Linked DNA regions of Homo sapiens: regions 2 and 3 are each linked to region 1. Evidence: chromatin contacts called from ENCODE Hi-C or POLR2A ChIA-PET data. All regions are on one chromosome and are shown on one strand. Each heading gives the region's core, a stretch centred on a gene start or an enhancer-like site at or near the end of the contact. The rest is flanking DNA. Distances are from core to core; before and after follow the strand shown.

Region 1 (4,235 bases), core at 937-3,436:
ACAGATACTGGATGAAGAAAGTTATAATGTAACTTATGAATATGAGTCATTACTTTTTAAAATACTGTTTAGGGCTCCAAACTCCAGAAAAATGATCAACTGCTCATTCTGAAAGGGTTGAATCAATTCATGCTAGAAATGCCAAAAGATACTATTTCTATATCCTTTTTAAGTGACTAGGTGAAAATAATAATCCGATGTTACTACATTGTCAACCTGTTTTTATTCCACACAGCATTTCAAACGTAATTCCTTCTGAGAGAAGTTTCTGCTGCAAGTGCCTTTCCTGTCTTCTTTAAAAGCTTCTGGTAATCTCACTTAACCGTGAAAACTTCCTATCAAGATACACAGAACAATGATATCATGCAACCACTTCACTTAAAACAATGCCTGAGTCTAGAATTAAATTAAACTGGGGGCATGTCTGTGCCTTTGGTTATTACAGCCTTAGCTGCAGGATGAGGGGACAAGGGGGTGACAAATGACTGTCATGCCTGGGCCCAAAATGCGAATCTCCAATCTCCATAGCAACACCACATTACAGAGTTCACTCCGCCACAGATGCACTTTGCTTGCCAGACTCAAATCCACAGCCATTCTGCTTGGCTTCCAGAAAACTCAGTTAAAATTGACCCTAAAGAAGGCTTAAAAACTGGTCTCCTTACTGAAATTCCAACATTAAAAACCTGTAGAGAAAGACAATTCTTTTATTTGCATTCCCCTTCCCATGTTTATTTGATCTGCAAAACTGGGCCACTTATCAGATTTACATAATGCTCCCAGAAGAAAGCTATGCTCAAAAATGCAGTGTATGCTAGGGGGACATGAGCTGCAGAAACTCAGGAACCAGAGAGAGAAGTTTCTCACCACCTTCCTGCCCCCATTGCCTGGGGGTCCAAAGGCTAGTTCAGAACAGCGACCTGGCAGATTCAACTAACAACTAAGGCAGTTCTCTAGGGTCCAGAGATGCAGGGTATGGTGGTGGTTTTAAAATGCCTGTAGTCTTTGACACACCCTCCTTCCCATCAAGAAGAGGAATGTAATTTCCTTTCTCTGAAGGTGAGGGGGCCTTAGGAATTCACTTGCAAGAAACAGAATGCAGCAGAAATGACTGACTGACTTCAGAGGCTAGGTTAGAAAAAGTGATACAGCTTCCTCCTGGCTCTCTCTGGGGACATTCACCCTTGGAAACCAGGCAACATGCCTGGAGGAAGCCCAGACCACAAGGCCACGCAGGTGTTCTCGTCAAGGGCCTCTGCTGAGACCCCACGTGACAGCCAGCACCGACCACCACTCTGCGTGTGAGTGCCTTGGAGTTGGCCCCAGGCCGCTCCGCCTGACTGCACCTGAGAGACACGCTGAGGGAGAACAGCTTAACTGAGCCCACAGCTCCCAGACCATGCAGGCTCATCATCACCATTATAAGTGAATGTCATTGTTTTGTGCCACCAAGTCGGGATGGTCTGTCAGGCAGCAATGGAACAGTGGGCTGAGGTGTATTTCCAGGAGCTGCAGGGCAAGATCCAAAGTCCCAGTCCAGTTGAAGATGCCAGCTGTGTTGGATGTGAGCAAACTGGCCCGGGACGCACCGTGGCCAGGCCTGGGCCTAGGCTAGCACTGAGAGAGCGGGCCTGCAGAGCTGAGGATGCAGGCTGGGAGTCTTCCTCCACATACTGTACTGGGGGTAGGGCAACCTTGGGGAGCTCCAAGACTCAGGGTGCTCCTGCGACCCTTGGAGCAGTCCAGGTTGATCCCATGGGGCCGTATCTGTAGCCCTGCTCCTCCATGAAGGGCCAGCAGGGCCTGTCCCCTCTGAGCGACAGAAGGGTCAGCATGGCTGGCAGAACCAGTCACACACTTAGAACAGCTGAGCTGGGGATGCTTGAGGCTACCAAGAGCAAAACCAAGCATCCGAAGCCTTCTCAAAGGCTGACGCTGCCAAAGCCATCTTGAGTGACAAACCCAAACCCAAGCTCTCCCTGAGGTTGACAAACCCCATTGCTTATCTGCCAACTCCCTGGTGAGCAAACAGCTAAATAATTTACTAATTAATGCTTCCTTTCTTTAAAAGAGTTTCACTCCCTAAAAAGAAACAGGAAAAAGCAATGGCAGGGAGTTCTGAAATCCTCTCTGGCATGACTCTGCTTTGAAAGGGCAAATGTGCTGGCGCATGGAACAAGATCTCCTGTAGTCACACTCCACCTACTGGGAACTGAGGGTTATGCCATCAATACTCACCAGAGGGATGACATGCATCACAGGCCCTTTCCAGCATCATCATTTAAGCAGCTGTCAAAACGTAGTATCAAAGGCAAAACTGAGGTACAGCGCCCCAACTGGGGCCACCAACTTCATATTAACTACACTTTTTCTCACCTTACTCAAAAGTGAACAGTTCTGGTAAAAACAATTGACCATGGAAAAATAACACTTCATGCTACAAACTGAAGACTGGAATTCCTACTTGGGAATGGAAAATGCTTGATAAGAATGGGTACTCCATATGTCTTCGAAGACCCCAGTTGACTAGTTCAAGGTAAAAGTTAAATATTAAAATAATTAAAATAAATTAAATTAAAAGAACTCTATCCTTACCCATGCTGCCCTACACCTTCTAGGGAAAATGTGCTGCTGCTGCAGTTACCTCCCTTTGGGATGTTATTGGATTCTCTTCATTTCTCCAAGGCTTAGCTACCTGACATGCAAGACGAAGCTAACAATACCAGCCCTCCCGAAAATGGGCCTCAAGGAACTGCAGGTCACTATGACTGCAAAGCCTTTCATAAATATTTAGACTCTTAAAGCCAAAATCATGAATTCTCTCCATCTTTGCACCGATCTTACTACTTCAAACCTGAACTGGCAAAGTTGTTCTTAGACAAATTTAAATCTAGATGATTTACCTTTGTTACTTTGTCCATTCTCCTTCTGGGATGAAAAAGAAGTTCAGGAAAACAGGCATTCAGGGAACGGTACTTGGGGTATCGGACATCCTGTGGCCAATGTGAGAAAGCACCTCAGCATGATGAAACAGAATTCTCGGAGCCGGGAGGGCCAGCTCCAACTGTTGCTGTAAATAGCTAAGCAACTTCTCCATACTGGCCTGACCCACTCCCATTTCAGAAGAAGGCAAGTCCTCTTCTCCCCATTTCAATTATCACTGTCTGAATTCAAGTCTTGCACTATTTCAACAGCCTCCTATCCCCTTCCTATCCCCTTCCAAAGGCCTTCCCCACTGCTACCAAGCCAACTAAAAATGCAAATCTGATTTTATACATAATTCAACTCTAACTTCAATTCAAAGCTTTATCCTAAGGAAATTGATATTGAGGTGAAAACAGCATAGCACAGTATTGCTAAGACCACAGACTCTGGAGCCAGACTGCCTGGGTTCAAATCTCAGTTCCCACACGTCTGGCTGCATGACTGAAGACAGTTACTTAACATGTTTCTTTTCCCTTAATTTGTCTTAAACTTTTCCTTAGTATTTTGGTAATAGCTTTATTCACGTACTGTATAATTCACCTATTTAAAGTGTACCTTTCAGGCCAGTGTGGTGGCTCACGCCTGTAATCCCAGCAATTTGGGAGGCTGAGGCGGGTGGATTACCTGAGATCAGGAGTTTGAGACCAGCCTGGCCAACATGGCAAAACCCTGTCTCTGCTAAAAATGCAAAAATCAGCCAGGTTTGGTAGTGGGTGCCTGTAATCCCAGTTACTTGGGAGGCTGAGGCAGGAGAATCGCTTGAACCTGGGAGGCGGAGGTTGCAGTGAGCCAAGATCACGCCATTTCACTCCAGCATGGGTGACAAGAGCAAAATTCTGACTCAATCAATCAATCAATCATCAATCAATGTGTACATTTCAATGGTTTTCAGTATTTTCAGAGTTATGCAACCATCACTACAATCAATTTTAGAACATTTTCATCATCCTCCAAAAGAAACCCTGTATTCACTGGCAGTTACTCCCATTTTCCCTGCTCTCCCCAGCCCCTGGCAACCACTAATATACTTTCTGTCTCTCCAGATTTGCCTCTTTTGGACATTTTATGAATAGAGTCATATAATACCTGGTCCCTGCCACTGGCTTCTTTCAGTTAGCATAATGCTTTCAAGGATCATTCATGTTACAGCATGAATCAGTGCTTCATTCCTTTTTATGGCTGGATGATATCAAACGATATTCCATCATTTGGATAACACCACAGTTTGTTTATCCATTCATAAGATGATA
Region 2 (4,235 bases), core at 1,114-3,613, 480 kb before region 1:
CCCCACAGGCGCGCCAGCCTGGAAGGCCCGCGAGGCCGCACCGCCCCGGCCAGGACAGGTATCTAAAAAAGCCAAAGCACACCGACCCCCCAAATCCGACCGCTGTTCCTAGAGGCCGCAAACCGCTGCTTGGCGGTGCCCCAGGCCGGGGCCTGCCGCCGGAGCCACCAACTCCCGGCCTCCCCGCGGCGGCTAGGGATCCCGACAGCACCTCGGGGGTGGGACTCCGCCCGGGATCCAAAAGGCAGCGCGGCCCCGGGCGCCCGGTAACTTTTTCCACACGACACGGCCACCAATACCAACAGAGGTCCGGCGTCCGGGCCTGCGGGAACCCCTCGGCCGCTGTCCGGCGAGCGGCTCCGGGCCACCTGTCGGCCCTCTCAGTCCGGCCCGCCCCGCTCCGCTCCGCGGACCCCGGCTCCGCCCGCTCTCGCCCCCTGGCGGCCGAAGCCCCGGGGAGCAGTGGGGGCAGGGAGGTCGCGGCGCGCAGGCGCGCATCCCCCGCCCGGCGGGCTTTGCGCGCGGGCCTCGGCACGCACCGCGCGCAGGGAGCACGTGGCCCGGGGCCGCCGAGTGCGTCCCTTGCCTTGGAGACTCCCGGCCGGCAGGCAGAGCTTGCAGTGGCACGCGCGCGGGTCGCGCGTCGGTCGGCCGGGCTCTCGACTCGACGCCCCACTGCCGCCACCCCGGCAGGCCCGAATGTCTGCATTCGGCGGGCCAAGTCCCACGGGAGGTCGCCCCAAAGTCCACCGGGCTGCGTAGGTCCGAGACTGTCGGGGATGCGCCTCTCGGGCTACTACTCATCGCCCTCGCGGGAAGTCACCTTTTGGTGCTTCGGAGAAAATCGAACAGCCAGGCCCCGCACTGGGGACGGTGTTCTCACCCCACAAACTCATTCCCGGACTGAGTCCAGAAGGGGTCACTGAGAGCCCCTGTGGAGATCCGGGCCCCGAGCTCCGCTCTGCCAAGAAGTCGCCCCTGGGAGAGTCAGAGATGACGCCAGGGACACAAGGGTTAAGGAGACGCCAAGGTGACTCGCGCCAATCCCTGCAGGGGCACGACGGGCGCGGACGAGGGCCGAAATATTAAGAAAGAGCCAGTCAGTCTGAGAGCGCCCCGCTCCCGCCAAGGGCGGAGACGCTACCCAGGGCGGGCAGTGGGACCGAGGCGGCGCCGACAACAGGAGCGGAGCCGCACCAGCCGCGCAGGACCTCATAGCCGAGGGCAGTGAACCCGCCACGGGGCCCGGGCGCCCCCCCAGTTCGACCCTACCATTGGCCTGTCGCGGCCGCCGTGTTGGCCCGCGTCGCCCCGAGCTGCGGCGCACACGGTGCTCCCGGGCAGCCGCGGGGGGCGCCCATCGTCGCCCCAGCGCCGCGCTTCACTTTCTCTTTCCTCCCTGCGGCGCGTGGGCTCTCGCCTCCTCAGCCAAGCCCGGCACCGCGGGTGCATGACTGAAGCTGGGCGGCCGCTCCCGGCGCACTCACCTCGAAGGGCGCCCACCCCCGCCTCCCAGAGCGCCCAAAGCGGATAAGCCCGTCACACCTCCGCCGGGACGGCCGACGTCGCGGCCAGCCAGCCCGTCGCCCCATCCGCCTTATCGGGACTTAGTCTAGACAAACCACCTCAGGTCCGCTGCAGGGCGCGAAACCGCCGGCCTGGCGCCGAACAAAGAGCAGCGCGGCCGGCGGGCGCTCGCCGCCACTTCCCGCGGCCGGCCCGCGCCCCAACACGCGCCCCCCAGCACTTCCGATTCCCAACGCGCTTGAGTTTCAAAGTTATTTCCGTGCGCCCGGCGGGCCGACGACCCCCAGCCAGGCTCTTCTCCTCCCGCCGCCACTCATACCGGCCACAGACGAGTTTCGAGGGCCGTGAGCCGGCCTCCGCGCCTAGCCCTCGGCCCCCGAGGGCGCCCGGCCCACTCCCCGACGGGCATCACGTCTGCCCGCGGCGGTTCCCGCCCCCTCCCCCGCACCACACAAAGAGTGGGCTGCCTGAGGGCACCGCGCCGGGGGCGGGCCGTTTCCCCGCGAGAGGGAGCAACAGCGGGCTTGAGACAGTCCAGCTGCTGCGCGCCAAACACCGCCCGAGCGGCGGCGCGCGGACCCCGAGGGGGCGGGCGGCGTCCAGCCTCACCTTGGTGGTGATTTCGGAGCTGGTGTCTACGGCTGCGTCTGACATGGTGGGGCACGCCGGTGATCCGATGCAGGGGATTAAAAAGAAAGCGAGAGTTCAGGGACTCTGGCGATAAAGCTGCCGGAGTCCGCGGCGGCGGAGGAGGCGCGCGGCGGAGGCGGCTGCGGCGAGCAAGGAGGCGGATGAGGAACAATGCAAAGATGGCTTTTCAGAGCAGCCAGTGGGGGACTCACGCGGCGCCAGAAGCTTTAATATAGATTAGTGGGCGGCGCTCGGCTTCCCATGCCCGGCCGCTATTGGCTGAGCGCAGGGAGCGGGCGCTCGCTCATTGGCTCGATTCCGAACAATGGACAAGCGTGCTTAAAGCGGCAGTGCCCCGGCGCGTCCCGCGCTGCGCAGTCGCCGATCGCACTGTCATTCAAGGCCGGAGTTTGCCGGGTCTCAGCAGGGCCGAGGGCGCGGGGGAGGGGTGCGCGAGCGCGTTCCGGACGCGCGCTCCCGCAGCTGTTTTGCTGGGGCTGCTGACGCAGAAAGCCAAAGCGCGGCAAAGCTGCCCGCCCAACCCCCTTCCCTCCCTCTCCCGCCCTCCCCGCGGCTGCTCGGAAGGAGGGGGAGGGAAGAGGGGGCGGCGGGCACACGACGGCTGCCAGCGCGGGGGAGGGGAAGGCGGGGTGCTGGGCCGCGCTCGCCCCGGGCGGTGCCCAGCGCAGTGCCCGCGGAGGTGCCCGCCCCCCGCGCCTGGGCGCCTTGGACCAAGGATTGTCCCAGTGCAAGTGGACGGCAGCCCCACGACGAGCAACGAGGTCACGAGGCCGAGACCCGGGCACCTGGGCCGCCCCGTCCCTCTGCCATGCCCTCGCGCCCTCCCAGGGCAGGGCACCCCTAGTCCTGTGGGCAGGCGACCTCGATTGCCCACCATCAGGTCCGGCGTCCGTCGGCCAAGTCAGTCGACAAGCGGGCACCGTCCCAAGCACACACGGATTCATGTATCAAGCGGACTCGATGCGCGATGCCGGCTCCAGCCCTCGAGTGGGACAGCCCGCGGGCCCCGCACGGCATAGCGGTCCCCTCATTCTAGGTTTCTAGTTAGGGTCTGTCCCGAGCGGTCACTGCCGTCGCGACAGCCTCAGGGCAGCCTCCTCCAGGGGCCTGCCGGGCCATCGAGTCTACCCTTCTCCCACCCCACTGCTGGACTGCGATGGGCACATGAACATTACAGAGTTCCTCGGGAAAAATCATCGTCTCTGGAGCCAGTTGGGCTAATCTTTGGGGACTACCTGAAATTTGGGGGACCATTTAGAGAACCATGCGGAGCCCCGAGAAAGGGGAGCATCAAAACGCCACACTCAAGATGGCGCCGGGCTCGGCAAGCGTGGCGTGACGTAGCGATCTAGCTCACGTGGGCGATCCGAGAACAACAGGCTACGCTGGCCTTATCGCCACCGCACTTAGCTGTCGAACTAAGAAATCGGTTGTGTGGGAAAAAGGACCAGAATAGGTGGAAAGATAGTCCAGAAATTTACCTGTGCCACACACAAGATGGCGAGACGTAGGGTTCGTCCCTGTGCTGCCAAAAGGGGGCGCCCGACACGGAAGGCGGGACTCCGGAGACACGAGCGCACATTGGCCGAGAGTGGCGGGCGAACACAAAGTTGACGCTTTGCGTCCTTCCATTGGCAGTTTCTTCCGTCTGTCTCTCGGTTGCAGCCGAGCTGGGAATGGGGAAAACCCGGAGTGTGGGATCGTGGAGGGCGGACGATGCCAAGTCCAGCAGAGCTTGCGCTCGGGGCTAGAAGAGAGACTGAGTCTCCCTTCTCAGTTTCATTAGGTAATGGGCGACATGGCTCCGTCTCCACAGCGGGGCTTTGCTGAGCTTAGCACGCAGTCTCCCGGCGGGGAGGAGGCGCGCAGTGCCGGGCGCCACTCCGTCTCCAGTACGCGTTAGGCCCGCGTTCCCAGGTGCCCGTCTGGCCGCTGGACTGTTGGCCTTTCCGGAGCGAGTTTTACTTTAGGAAGAAGCCCGGGATCCCGGTAGTTTAGCCTGAAGAAACGTGGGGCAGATGCTGGGCAGGGCGGGGATACCGCGCCAACACCCGCTG
Region 3 (4,235 bases), core at 581-3,080, 300 kb before region 1:
GTGTGGTATGTGCAGAGTGATGTGTGCATGCATGTGTGTGTATGTGTGTGTACATGCATGTGCGTGTGTGTGTGTGTTCCAGTGAAGGGCTGGGGTCCAAATGCTCCTCACTTGCTAAGAGCAGCCTGTGATGCCACAGTGGTCTCTGATGCTGAGTGATGTCATCCCTCCTTGCCCGTCTGTTGTGCTGGCAGCCCTGTTACTGAGGATTTCTCCTGGACTAGCTCATCAGGGGCTGAGTAGTTAATTCCCAGGGCACCACAGAATCCTTTCTCCCAAGGCCCTGAGGACCACGTGCCCCTGCACTTCCCACAACCGTCCCCTGCCTGGGACTCTGTTTACATGTGGAGTTCCTGGGAAGGCCGGCCTGGTGCAGGCTCCTTGAGGGCCTAACTCCCATCCCCAAGCCCAGACAGTGACTTATGGAATTGGGGGGCAGTGGGGAGGAGGAGGGTGCAGGAAAGCGGGGGGAAGGAGGAGCCTCCAGTTGCCACTAAATGGTGACAATCCCACCCCACATTTCTTGAGTGTTGGCCATGTGCCAGCCCCTGTGCTGAATCTTGACGCTCAGTGTCTCATGTCACCTTCACAATAGTGGCGATGGTGGTTAGCCCATTCTACAGGAAGGGGAACTGAGGCACACAGAGCTTCTGAGCTCACGGTGGCCTCTCGGGGTCCTGTGGCTTTGTAACCTCTCCTGGTGCTCCTCAGTGTGATTCTGGGGCATGGGGCTCTCCAGAGGGCGTTTGTCAAACATGAGGATTTCTGGGCCTTGCCCAGGCTAAGGAGACAAAACTCTGGGCAAAGGCCCCGGAACCAGCATTTTACTCTGTGTGATCCGTCATTTCTAGGGTCCCTAGAAGTTTCTGATGAAACAGCTTCCAGCTAAGGAGCTGATTGCAGGACTAGGGAGTGGGAGCAGGTGAGGCACTGGGATTTGCATGTGGGCAGTGTGGGGGAGCAGGAGGCTGTGGCTGGGCATTCTTAACCCTTCCCTAAATTCCCTCCATCCTTGTCTATACCCCCACCCTTGGTACAGTGATGGGGGCAGAAGAACATTTGAACGGATAAGGGGGACAGTATTTGGGGCTGAGGACAATGGTGAGGAGAGGGTGGCCCAGGGAGGCAGGTGAGGAGTGGGGAGGTCCACCCCCAGGCTAGACTTTGGTGTGCTCTTTTTCAGAAGGCAGTGGGGGGGCCCCAAGGAAGGGTTTCGAGGGGGTGATGGTCGTTGGTGGCTGTGGGAGGATGGACTGGAGGGAGAATAGGGGGCTCTTGCCCAGTCCTGCAGGGCCGAGCGCCTGGACTCAGGGACTGGAGGCCCCGAAGGGAGCAGCGGGTGAGAGGGGCTGCGGAGGCTGCAATCATGGGCCTTGGGACAGAAGAAGAGGCCTGGAGCCTGGGAGGATGAACCGCACCGGGGCATGTCGACTTCAAGGGGCTGGTGGGCCGTCCCTGTCCTTGGAGGTGGGTCTGAATGGGGGGCAGGAGGAGCTGGAGGCCGCAGGGACACCGTGACGGCGTTAAGCTAAACTCAGCACGCTGGAGGGCGGGAATCACATGTGAGCCCCAGGTCTCTCGGGCTCCTCCTCTGCGGCTCTCTGAGGCTCAGTTTTCTCATCTGTAAAACGGGTTGTTGTGAGGGTTCCGTCAGATAACGCTGCTTGTGGAGGTGTCGCCTCCACGCTGCTTGTGGAGGTGTCGCCTCCAACGGCCGCGTCCTCCGCCAGTGCGGGAGGGGGCGCCGCCCGGGCTGCGGGGACTGCACTGCCCCCTGGCGGCGTTCCCGGCCGGACAGGCGGGGCGTCGGGGCGCGGGCTGGGGCCGCTGTCAGTCAGTCCACTGGCTCCCGCGCCGCGTCTGTGTCCGTCGCTCGGAGGGTGGAAGCCGGGGTCTCGCGGGCCGCGGGCCGCATGGTAGGTGCGCAGGCGCCGGCGTGGGCTAGGGCGCGGCAGCTGGGCCGGGGCTCGGTGCGGGCAGGGTCGTCCTAGGGCGGGAAGGGTCCGAGGGCTCCGTCGGGGTGCCCCCCGTCCCCGCCACCGGGGAGCCTCGCAACTTCTCGGGTCATTTGTGTCTTCCGGCCAGGGGCGCCGGGGGGCTGCGGGCTTGCGACCCTTCCTCGAGGACCAGGGCGCCTCCCTTGAACCCGGGCTGGCGCCTGCGCGTTCCCAACTGGTTCCCGAGGCTCCCGCGCTGCTGTGCAGCGGGGGTGAGGGCGGGCGGGAGGAAGGGTGTGGGGCTCAATAGAGGAGAGGGAACCCCAGAACTGGCAGTGCCAAGGGCGTCAAATATGGAGACTGAACAGTTCAGGTGACAGAAAACAGAAAAAAGAATCAACTTGTGGATGAAGCATTTGTAGTGTGTAGCCTTGACACTCCCTCACTTGACTCTCATAGTGACTGGGTCCCCAGAGCAAGGGGGTGATCCCCGTGCCCTTCCGTATGCCAGGCAGGCCCTGTGTTAATGTCTTTAATGGATTAAACTCCCTGGATCCTCCTAATAGGGAAACAGCCTCAGAGAGGTTACCTCGCTAAAGGTCACACAGCCTGGAACTGGGGAGGCTGGATTCGAATCCAGGCAGTTGCTTCCTGAGCGCTTGCTCTTGAAGACCCTGCAATACCAGGCATTGTGCCCATTTTACAGATGCCCAAACGAGTGCCTCATCTAGCATCATTGCTTGAAAGAGGAGACACCCAAGATCTGTCATTTACTCAAAGGTTCCAATAGATCATGAAATTTAAAATCAAAACCCCACGTGTTTTTTTTTTTTTAAATGTAGATTTTTACTTTTTCGTTGTTTGCTTTTTGTTTTTTTGAGACAAGGTCTTTCTCTGTTGCCCAGGCTGGAGTCCGGTGGCACAATCTCCGCTCACTGCAACCTCTGTCTCCTGGGTTCAAACAATTCTCCCGCCTCAGCCTCCCAAGTAGCTGGAATTACAGGCGTGTGCTACCACGCCCGGCTACTTTTTGTATTGTTAGTAGAGACGGGGTTTCACCATATTGGCCAGGCTGGTCTTGAACTCCTGATCTCAAGTGATCCGCCTGCCTCGACCAAAGTGTTGGGATTACAGGTGTGAGCCACTGCACCAAGCTTATTTTTACATCTCTGACTTGTGGATGGAAGAGTTTTTTCTTTCTCAGTGGTGCCTAAAATAATGGTCATCATAGCGCTAATGTCACCTTTGGCTTGATGAGTGAGGACAGAGCCAGCATTCCCTGAATGATCTTTCTGGGCATCTCTCCCCTCTGTTCCACAGACTCCTCTCTGCCTCAATTGCTCTGTCCTCCCTGGAGACCTGTACCCAGGGGGTGCAAGGAACCCCATGGCTTGCAATGGCAGTGCGGCCAGGGGGCACTTTGACCCTGAGGACTTGAACCTGACTGACGAGGCACTGAGACTCAAGTACCTGGGGCCCCAGCAGACAGAGCTGTTCATGCCCATCTGTGCCACATACCTGCTGATCTTCGTGGTGGGCGCTGTGGGCAATGGGCTGACCTGTCTGGTCATCCTGCGCCACAAGGCCATGCGCACGCCTACCAACTACTACCTCTTCAGCCTGGCCGTGTCGGACCTGCTGGTGCTGCTGGTGGGCCTGCCCCTGGAGCTCTATGAGATGTGGCACAACTACCCCTTCCTGCTGGGCGTTGGTGGCTGCTATTTCCGCACGCTACTGTTTGAGATGGTCTGCCTGGCCTCAGTGCTCAACGTCACTGCCCTGAGCGTGGAACGCTATGTGGCCGTGGTGCACCCACTCCAGGCCAGGTCCATGGTGACGCGGGCCCATGTGCGCCGAGTGCTTGGGGCCGTCTGGGGTCTTGCCATGCTCTGCTCCCTGCCCAACACCAGCCTGCACGGCATCCGGCAGCTGCACGTGCCCTGCCGGGGCCCAGTGCCAGACTCAGCTGTTTGCATGCTGGTCCGCCCACGGGCCCTCTACAACATGGTAGTGCAGACCACCGCGCTGCTCTTCTTCTGCCTGCCCATGGCCATCATGAGCGTGCTCTACCTGCTCATTGGGCTGCGACTGCGGCGGGAGAGGCTGCTGCTCATGCAGGAGGCCAAGGGCAGGGGCTCTGCAGCAGCCAGGTCCAGATACACCTGCAGGCTCCAGCAGCACGATCGGGGCCGGAGACAAGTGACCAAGATGCTGTGTAAGTGTCACGGCTGGGAAGAGGGGCTGAGCCAGGCACTGGGTATGAGTTTGGGGCTCCTGGGGCCTGGGAGAAGGGGCTGA

Evidence for each region. Hi-C counts contacts between places; a loop is a spot of excess contacts on that map. ChIA-PET counts read pairs that join two places held with the same protein, here RNA polymerase II (POLR2A). Pooled maps may share reads with other maps.
Region 2: a pooled map shows a loop between it and region 1 (12-fold over the local background). The contact joins the promoter of PTMA here to the enhancer-like site in region 1. A Hi-C loop is called at or near these places in 1 of 168 maps with a recorded cell type or tissue (transverse colon) and 10 of 50 pooled maps. POLR2A ChIA-PET finds 5 or more read pairs at or near these places in 1 of 52 experiments (H1).
Region 3: a pooled map shows a loop between it and region 1 (5-fold over the local background). The contact joins the promoter of NMUR1 here to the enhancer-like site in region 1. A Hi-C loop is called at or near these places in 4 of 37 single-sample maps with no recorded cell type and 4 of 50 pooled maps. POLR2A ChIA-PET finds 5 or more read pairs at or near these places in 1 of 52 experiments (WTC11).

The regions. Positions count from the first base shown.
Region 1 is chr2:231,225,467-231,229,701 of GRCh38, reverse strand. It overlaps ARMC9 (armadillo repeat containing 9), which reads right to left. Exons shown (of 25, transcript NM_001352754.2): 7 at 2,904-2,928. Among named protein-coding and RNA genes, the nearest start is that of ARMC9, 29 kb to the right of the region's middle. RefSeq lists an enhancer at 1,249-1,318. Within about 2 kb of position 2,186, at least 7 of the 41 ENCODE cell types and tissues checked have a DNase peak (open chromatin) inside an H3K27ac peak, as active enhancers do; they include transverse colon, where a contact is called at or near this core.
Region 2 is chr2:231,706,653-231,710,887 of GRCh38, reverse strand. It overlaps PTMA (prothymosin alpha), which reads right to left and starts at 2,363. Exons shown (of 5, transcript NM_002823.5): 1 at 2,137-2,363. The coding sequence starts at 2,181. RefSeq lists silencers at 85-174, 215-624, 1,115-1,424, 1,855-2,034, 2,555-2,954 and enhancers at 1,039-1,676, 2,255-2,314, 1,677-2,315, 2,316-2,953, 3,593-4,231 and 1 more.
Region 3 is chr2:231,528,040-231,532,274 of GRCh38, reverse strand. NMUR1 (neuromedin U receptor 1) reads left to right here and starts at 1,830. Exons shown (of 3, transcript NM_006056.5): 1 at 1,830-1,916; 2 at 3,258-4,152. The coding sequence starts at 1,914. It overlaps LOC105376787 (a long non-coding RNA gene), which reads right to left and starts at 105. Exons shown (of 4, transcript XR_001739928.2): 1 at 1-105. RefSeq lists enhancers at 144-878, 3,368-3,894, 3,895-4,235 and a silencer at 1,573-2,002.